Regions from separate parts of the Homo sapiens genome. Here region 1 is linked to region 2. The links are chromatin loops, found by intact Hi-C in ENCODE. Cell type or tissue: ovary. All regions are shown on one strand. Each heading gives the region's core, and the rest is flanking DNA. Links, peaks and the distances in the headings are about the cores only. Region 1 overlaps SVIL-AS1 (SVIL antisense RNA 1). Region 2 has its middle 14 kb from the start of BAMBI.

Region 1 (2,912 bases), core at 129-2,628, 790 kb after region 2:
ACACCTGCTTCCTGAGGACCCCAAATGACACGTGCTTCCCATCTATCTGTATGATGGTTTTGTTTTTTTCACTTTTTGAAAATTACGTTTTGCCAGAAAGTCAAAGATAATCGTCTGTACCAGTTTAGCCTGCATATCTAGCATAGCATTTACACTAATATTTGCAGAATGAATGAATAAGAAAAAGCCTATTTTGCTTTCAGAGGCCACATGCACAACCAGAACCTGCAGTCTTGGTTGGGTTGGAACCCAGAGCTGAAGACAAACCAGGCCATGTTGCTGACTGTGCTTCAAAGCAACTGGAAATGCCTGGAAATCTCCTTACACTCGAGCTGCTTGGGTGTCTTGCTTTTGAATGTGTCCGTGTCTCCTACATGACCTAGTTTCTCCTCACTGAGTCCCTACCAGGGCAGAAAAGGGGCAGGCATGTGACAGACCATGAAGGTACTGCCCTAGGCAGAAGAGGTGCTGTGGCCTGCCAGGGCTGAGAGGCAGCCCCGTGCTGGGGAGGTCCTGGCACTGCGGTCCAACCCTCTGCACGCTGCCATTGAGGCCCTGCGGCTGAGTTACTCCCCAGGCCAGGTGCGGGTAGAGGAGGGCAGTCATGGCCACAGCCACAGGCTGAGTGGGAAGGGAGCTGGTTTCTTCAGGCCCTTGGAAAATCGGGGAGGAACTGGTATGCTAATTCAGAAATTCTCTCATAGCCTTGACAGGTACAAAATCTCTGAAAACCGGTATTTAAAATTATATTTCTAATCATGCCATTTTCTCTGCTTGGCAATTCAGGAAGTTGAATAGATGATTATGAATCATCCGCAAGTGTGGCTAATTAAATATTTGATCAATAGAATTTAGTGCTTTTCATCTGCAGAGAGCTTTCCTAACATTAACTAATTGAGCCAAAGGAAGGTATCACCTTCATTCTACAGATGGCAAAACTGGCAAAGGGAAGAGCTTTAAAGAAGCCACAAAATAAAACAAAAATTAAAAAGCGTGTGCATGCAGGCGGAGGGAAGCCTGGCTAAGAGGAACTGTGGTTCGCAGACTCCCCCAGCCCTTGGGCACGTTCATGTCACTGCACAATTTATCACTGCTTGCATCAGGGCAATGGGAACATTCCCAGGTCAGCCCATCGTAGAGTTCAGGTTCCTTGAACTGGAAACAAATGAGCCGGACGGAGCTGGAGTTGGCCCCTGGGGTCTTTAGGGGAAGGTCTTGGCCCAGTTCTGTGCCTAAGAGCAGAGGCTTCCTCTGCAGATCCTAGGACTGTGAAGCCGGAGGCGGCGCTGGAGTTGGAGCCTTGGCTTCTGCTGTGAGCAACAGCGCCACCTGCTGGCCATAGCCTTCCCTCAGCGCGGCTGCCCCTCGCCAGATGCAAAGGTTCCTCCTTTGTCGCTTCCGTATTTCCTTCCCTGGCCAGTCCCTGCATTTCCTTTCCTGGCTTCTCCAGCTGGAGGGAGGCAGCTGACAGGTTATATCAAACCTGATAGAAATCTGTTAGAGAGACATTCGGATATTAACAGCAAACATCTCCCCCTAACCCTATCACCCCTGGATAAAATTAGTGTTCATGAGGAAAGGTCTCATTCCCAGGCAGGTCTCGTTCCTCAGCTTCCACTGGAATGGGTCTCTTACCAGCGATGGGAGAATGAGGAAGAACTGAATGTTGGAGACCCTCCTCAGTAAAGGGCACAGCAGGTGCTTCTCGGGGCTGCCTGCGAGGATGTGATGAAATCATGCAGAGAAAGCAGCCTGTTCGGGCGGGGCCTGCGATTCCTCTCCCGCCCTTACCTAAAGCCCTCCCTGAAGCAGGAGGTGACCTTGGGCCTCAGTTTACCTCCATTATTCAACAACAATCAGGTACAGGGGAATGCGGACCACCACATCTGGGTGCCGTCCTTAAAGAGCCTTGCCCCACCCAGCTCTGTTATCTTAGCCGAGTCCCGTAACTTTCGTATGCCTTGGTCTTTTGTTTATGACATGACCAATCTATCTCCCAGGGCCATTCAAATATTTTTTAAGAGTCAAAATCTAAAAAGATTAATACTTTAAAATAGCAAGATAAGATTCCAAAACTTTCGATATTTTCAATGCAACAGAACAATTTCCTTTTCCTGAGCAGCTTATAAGATCAGAGCAGCATTTGGTAGAGCTGCCTCATGGTCACTGATGTCTACCGAGAAACGGCATTACTGTGTGGGAAACGCAAGTCCGCCATTTTCCACGTACCATATTGCTTGCTGGAGATTTCAGAAATATCTTTACATGAGGATCAGATGAGAGGAGAATGTAACAGAGTCAGCACCTCTAATGGTTTCAACATCAAGATCCAAGATAGAAGTGCTAGCGCAGGGCGCAGGATACTATGAAACCAGCCCCAGCCCTGGAAACACCCCGGGCCCCATGAGAAAGGGACGCACTAGGCCTGGGGATCCTGCGGACCAGAGGAATCAGTCGCAGGTGCTGTTGCCGGGTCATCCCCACATCTGAAGAGTCCCTTAGCCGGGTTCCCCTGGCCCGTCCATGTCCAAGTCCACTTTCCTTCTGTGCACCCTCACCTCAGCCTTGAGGCTCTACTTGCTATGCCCTTATCCTGCCTGTGCCACACGTAGGAGACTGGGTGTGCCTCTCCTTTCCCTCTCCTCCTTCCAGATCTTCTCTTTGGAGCTGATGGCTGGAGAACTGATGTCCAGTTGCAGTGAGAAATCCTGCCAGTCCTTCGAGGCTGATTCAGAGGACACCTCCTCCCGGAAGCCACCCTGATTCCTTCCCCTCCCTCCCACCTCCAGCCAGAAGTCCCTCCTTTGGACATGATTAGTTTCCTTGGGCTGTTGTGACAAAGTACCACAAACTGGGCTGCTTAAACAACAGAACCTTTATCGTCTTGCAGCTCGGGAGGGCGGAAGTCTGAG
Region 2 (2,912 bases), core at 326-2,825:
GATCCCTTCATAGCTTCCCAGCCTTTGAGATGGAGGGTGGTGTCCTGAACTCAGAGCTTCGGTGCAGTTGGTGTGACCTTGAGGAAGCCATTTAACCTAGTCTTGGTCCCCTCAACTGTAAAATCAGAGACAGATGTGATCTTTCTTTTTTTTGAGATGGAGTCTCACTCTGTCACCCAGGCTGGAGTGCAATGGCACAATCTCTGCTCACTGCAACCTCTGCCTCCTGGGTTCAAGCAATTCTTCTGCCTCAGTCTCCCGAGTAACTGGGATTACAGGCTTCCGCCACCACGCCTGGCTCATTTTTTGTATTTTTAGTAGAGACAGAGTTCACCATGTTGGCCAGGCTGGTCTCGAACATCTGACCTCAGGTGATCTACCCGCCTCAGCCTCCCAAAGTGCTGGGATCACAGGCGTGAACCACCGTGCCCAGCCTCATTTTTATTAATTAATTAATTAATTTTTGTTTGTTTTTTGAGAGAGGATCTCGCTCTGTTGCCCAGTCTGGAGTATAGTGGCATGATTATGGCTCACTGCAGCCTCAATCTCCATGGCTCAAGCGATCTTCCCACCACAGCCTCTGAGGAATTTGGGACTACAGGCACATGCCACCATTTCTGGCTAATTTTTGTATTTTTTGTAGAGACAGTGTTTCACTGTGTTGCCCAGGGTGATCTCAAACTCCTGGGCTCAAGTAATCCACATGCCTCGGCCTTCCAAAGTGCTAAGATAACAGGCGTGAGCCACCGCATCCAGCCCCCATCATTTAATTTAAAGAGTGGCTGATGTGGTCTCACATAGCTCTTAGCATCCGCATGAACTATATGATTAATATGATCAGTATAGACTGGGGATTAATGTAGAGTTAGAGGCTGATTTTTCCTGTTAGTCTCTTGGCTTTGGTCTCCAACTGGATAAGAGTTCCTGTTAATACAATGCTGTCAGTTTCAGTTAGGGACAAAAATTCAGTCGCCCATCATTTGGTGTTATATAGATCAGGAAAGGAGGGGATCATTTCTTAATTCATCTGTTTGGGGGCTTCCTGTTTGTTTGCTTTTTAAAGTCAGAGTCAGTCAAAAAGTTTGTATTCAAGACCAGCCTGGCCAACATGGTGAAATCCCATCTCTACTAAAAATACAAAAATTAACCAGGCATGGTGGCTAATTCCAGCTACTTGGGAGGCTGTAATCCCAGCTACTTGTGAGGCTAAGGCAGGACAATCACTTGAACCCAGGAGGTGGAGGTTGCAGTGAGCCAAGATCACACCACTGCACTGCACTCCAGCCTGGGCAACAAGAGTGAAACTCCATCTCAAAAACAAACAAACAAACAAACAAAAAGTTTCTAAATTTGTAGGGGAAAAAAAGGCCAGGTTTAGATCATAGAGATTAGGAATGATGCCTTGTACTGTTCAGTTAGCACATTTCCATTCAAAAATATTAAGACCCAGAAATGAACTCGGATGGCCCAGAATAGAAACTCTCCCTTCTGGTGGGTGGCACACACTCTTAGGCAAGGGTGATTTATTTAGAACAATGGCCACTGTTGCACTTCATGGCATATATGCACCTGCTGGAGGTAACACCACCTCTTCTCTGTCTTATGCACAAAGGGAATTTGGCTCATTATTGTCTGAAGCCTTAAAAAGACTCTGGGAACAGGGGTCACAGTCCTCTTTTACTGAGATCATTGCATGACATGGAGACAGAGTCATTAAAATATCGAGTCTAAATATTTCCTAGAACGACCTTGCTTCTTGTATCAACAGCAAACAGCAGCTGCTGTCTTCCCAGCTGAGCGCTGCTTCCCTCTCACCACAAGAGGGCGAGAAAGACCTGCGACAGGACCTCTCCCTCCCTGCGGGAGGATGGAAGAGAAAGCTCTGGGCTCCGTTAAGAGGGCATTTTATTCTCTGGAAAATAAAAGTAATAAGAGATGCCAAAGTTCCAGTGTTGGCTGAAGAAACAGTGGTTACCCTGGTGGGTTTTTTGTTTGTTTGCTTGCTTCCCCTCGCCTCAGTCTTTTAGAGCTTGGAACATAATTATTCTCTAGAGAATGAACACAGCATTATTATTTATTATTATTATTATTTAGAGACAGGGCCTCACTGTGTTGCCCAGGCTGGAAGGCAGTGGTTTGAGCAGAACTCATTGCAGCCTCGGACTCCTGGGCTCAAACAATCTTCCTGCCTCAGCCTCCCGACTAAGGGGCTACAGGAATGCACCACCATGCCTGGCTAATTTTCATATTTTTTGTAGAGAAGGTTCTTACTATGTTGCCCAATCTGGTCTTTAACTCCTGGCCTCAAGCAATTCCCCAGTCTGGCCTCCTAAAGCTCTGGGAATACAGGCATGAATCACCAGGCCTGGCCTGAACACATTATTTTAAGTAACTTGAATGATGTACGTGTAAGAATCCAAACATTTGATAAAAGAGGGTTTGAGGCTGGGCACGATGGCTCACACTGGTAATCCCAGCATTCTGGGGGACCAAGGCAGGTGGATCACGAGGTCAGGAGTTCGAGACCAGCCTGGTCAACATGGTGAAACCCCATCTCTACTAAAAATAAATACAAAAGAAATTAGCCGGGCATGGTGGTGCGTGCCGGTAGTCCCACCTACTGGGGAGGCTGAGGCAGGAGAATCGCTTGAACCTGGGAGGCGGAGGTTGCAGTGAACCGAGATTGTGCCACTGCATTCCAGCTTGGGCAACAGAGTGAGACTATGTCTCAAAAAAGAAAAAAAATAAAGAGGGTTTGATGGTTTGGAGCATAAGCTGCTTCTCTTGCTACCAGGCTATGTGATGTGCAGAAAACTTGGGAGGGGACTGGGGAGGACAGTGTTTTCAAGAGAAGAAAAGCCAAGAGGCTGGGATATGGTGATCTATTCCTGGTACTGGAAGGTCCAGTACAC

Evidence for each region. A loop is a pair of places that touch in the nucleus more often than their neighbours do. Peaks named below come from ENCODE experiments on the same cell type or tissue, not always from the same donor. Only the 100,000 strongest peaks of a DNase experiment are listed, where the experiment ranks them.
Region 1: it touches region 2 in a loop (4-fold over the local background); 10 of 110 quality-filtered maps call a loop at or near these places.

What each region holds. Positions count from the first base shown.
Region 1 is chr10:29,447,867-29,450,778 of GRCh38, forward strand. All of the region lies in intron 2 of SVIL-AS1 (SVIL antisense RNA 1), which reads left to right. Among named protein-coding and RNA genes, the nearest start is that of SVIL-AS1, 40 kb to the left of the region's middle. In ovary, for the core only: a CTCF peak has its summit at 1,331 (motif pointing left); a DNase peak (open chromatin) is centred at 1,335.
Region 2 is chr10:28,662,214-28,665,125 of GRCh38, forward strand. No RefSeq gene overlaps it. Among named protein-coding and RNA genes, the nearest start is that of BAMBI, 14 kb to the right of the region's middle. In ovary, for the core only: a CTCF peak has its summit at 1,814 (motif pointing right); a DNase peak (open chromatin) is centred at 1,828; H3K27ac peaks cover 644 bases.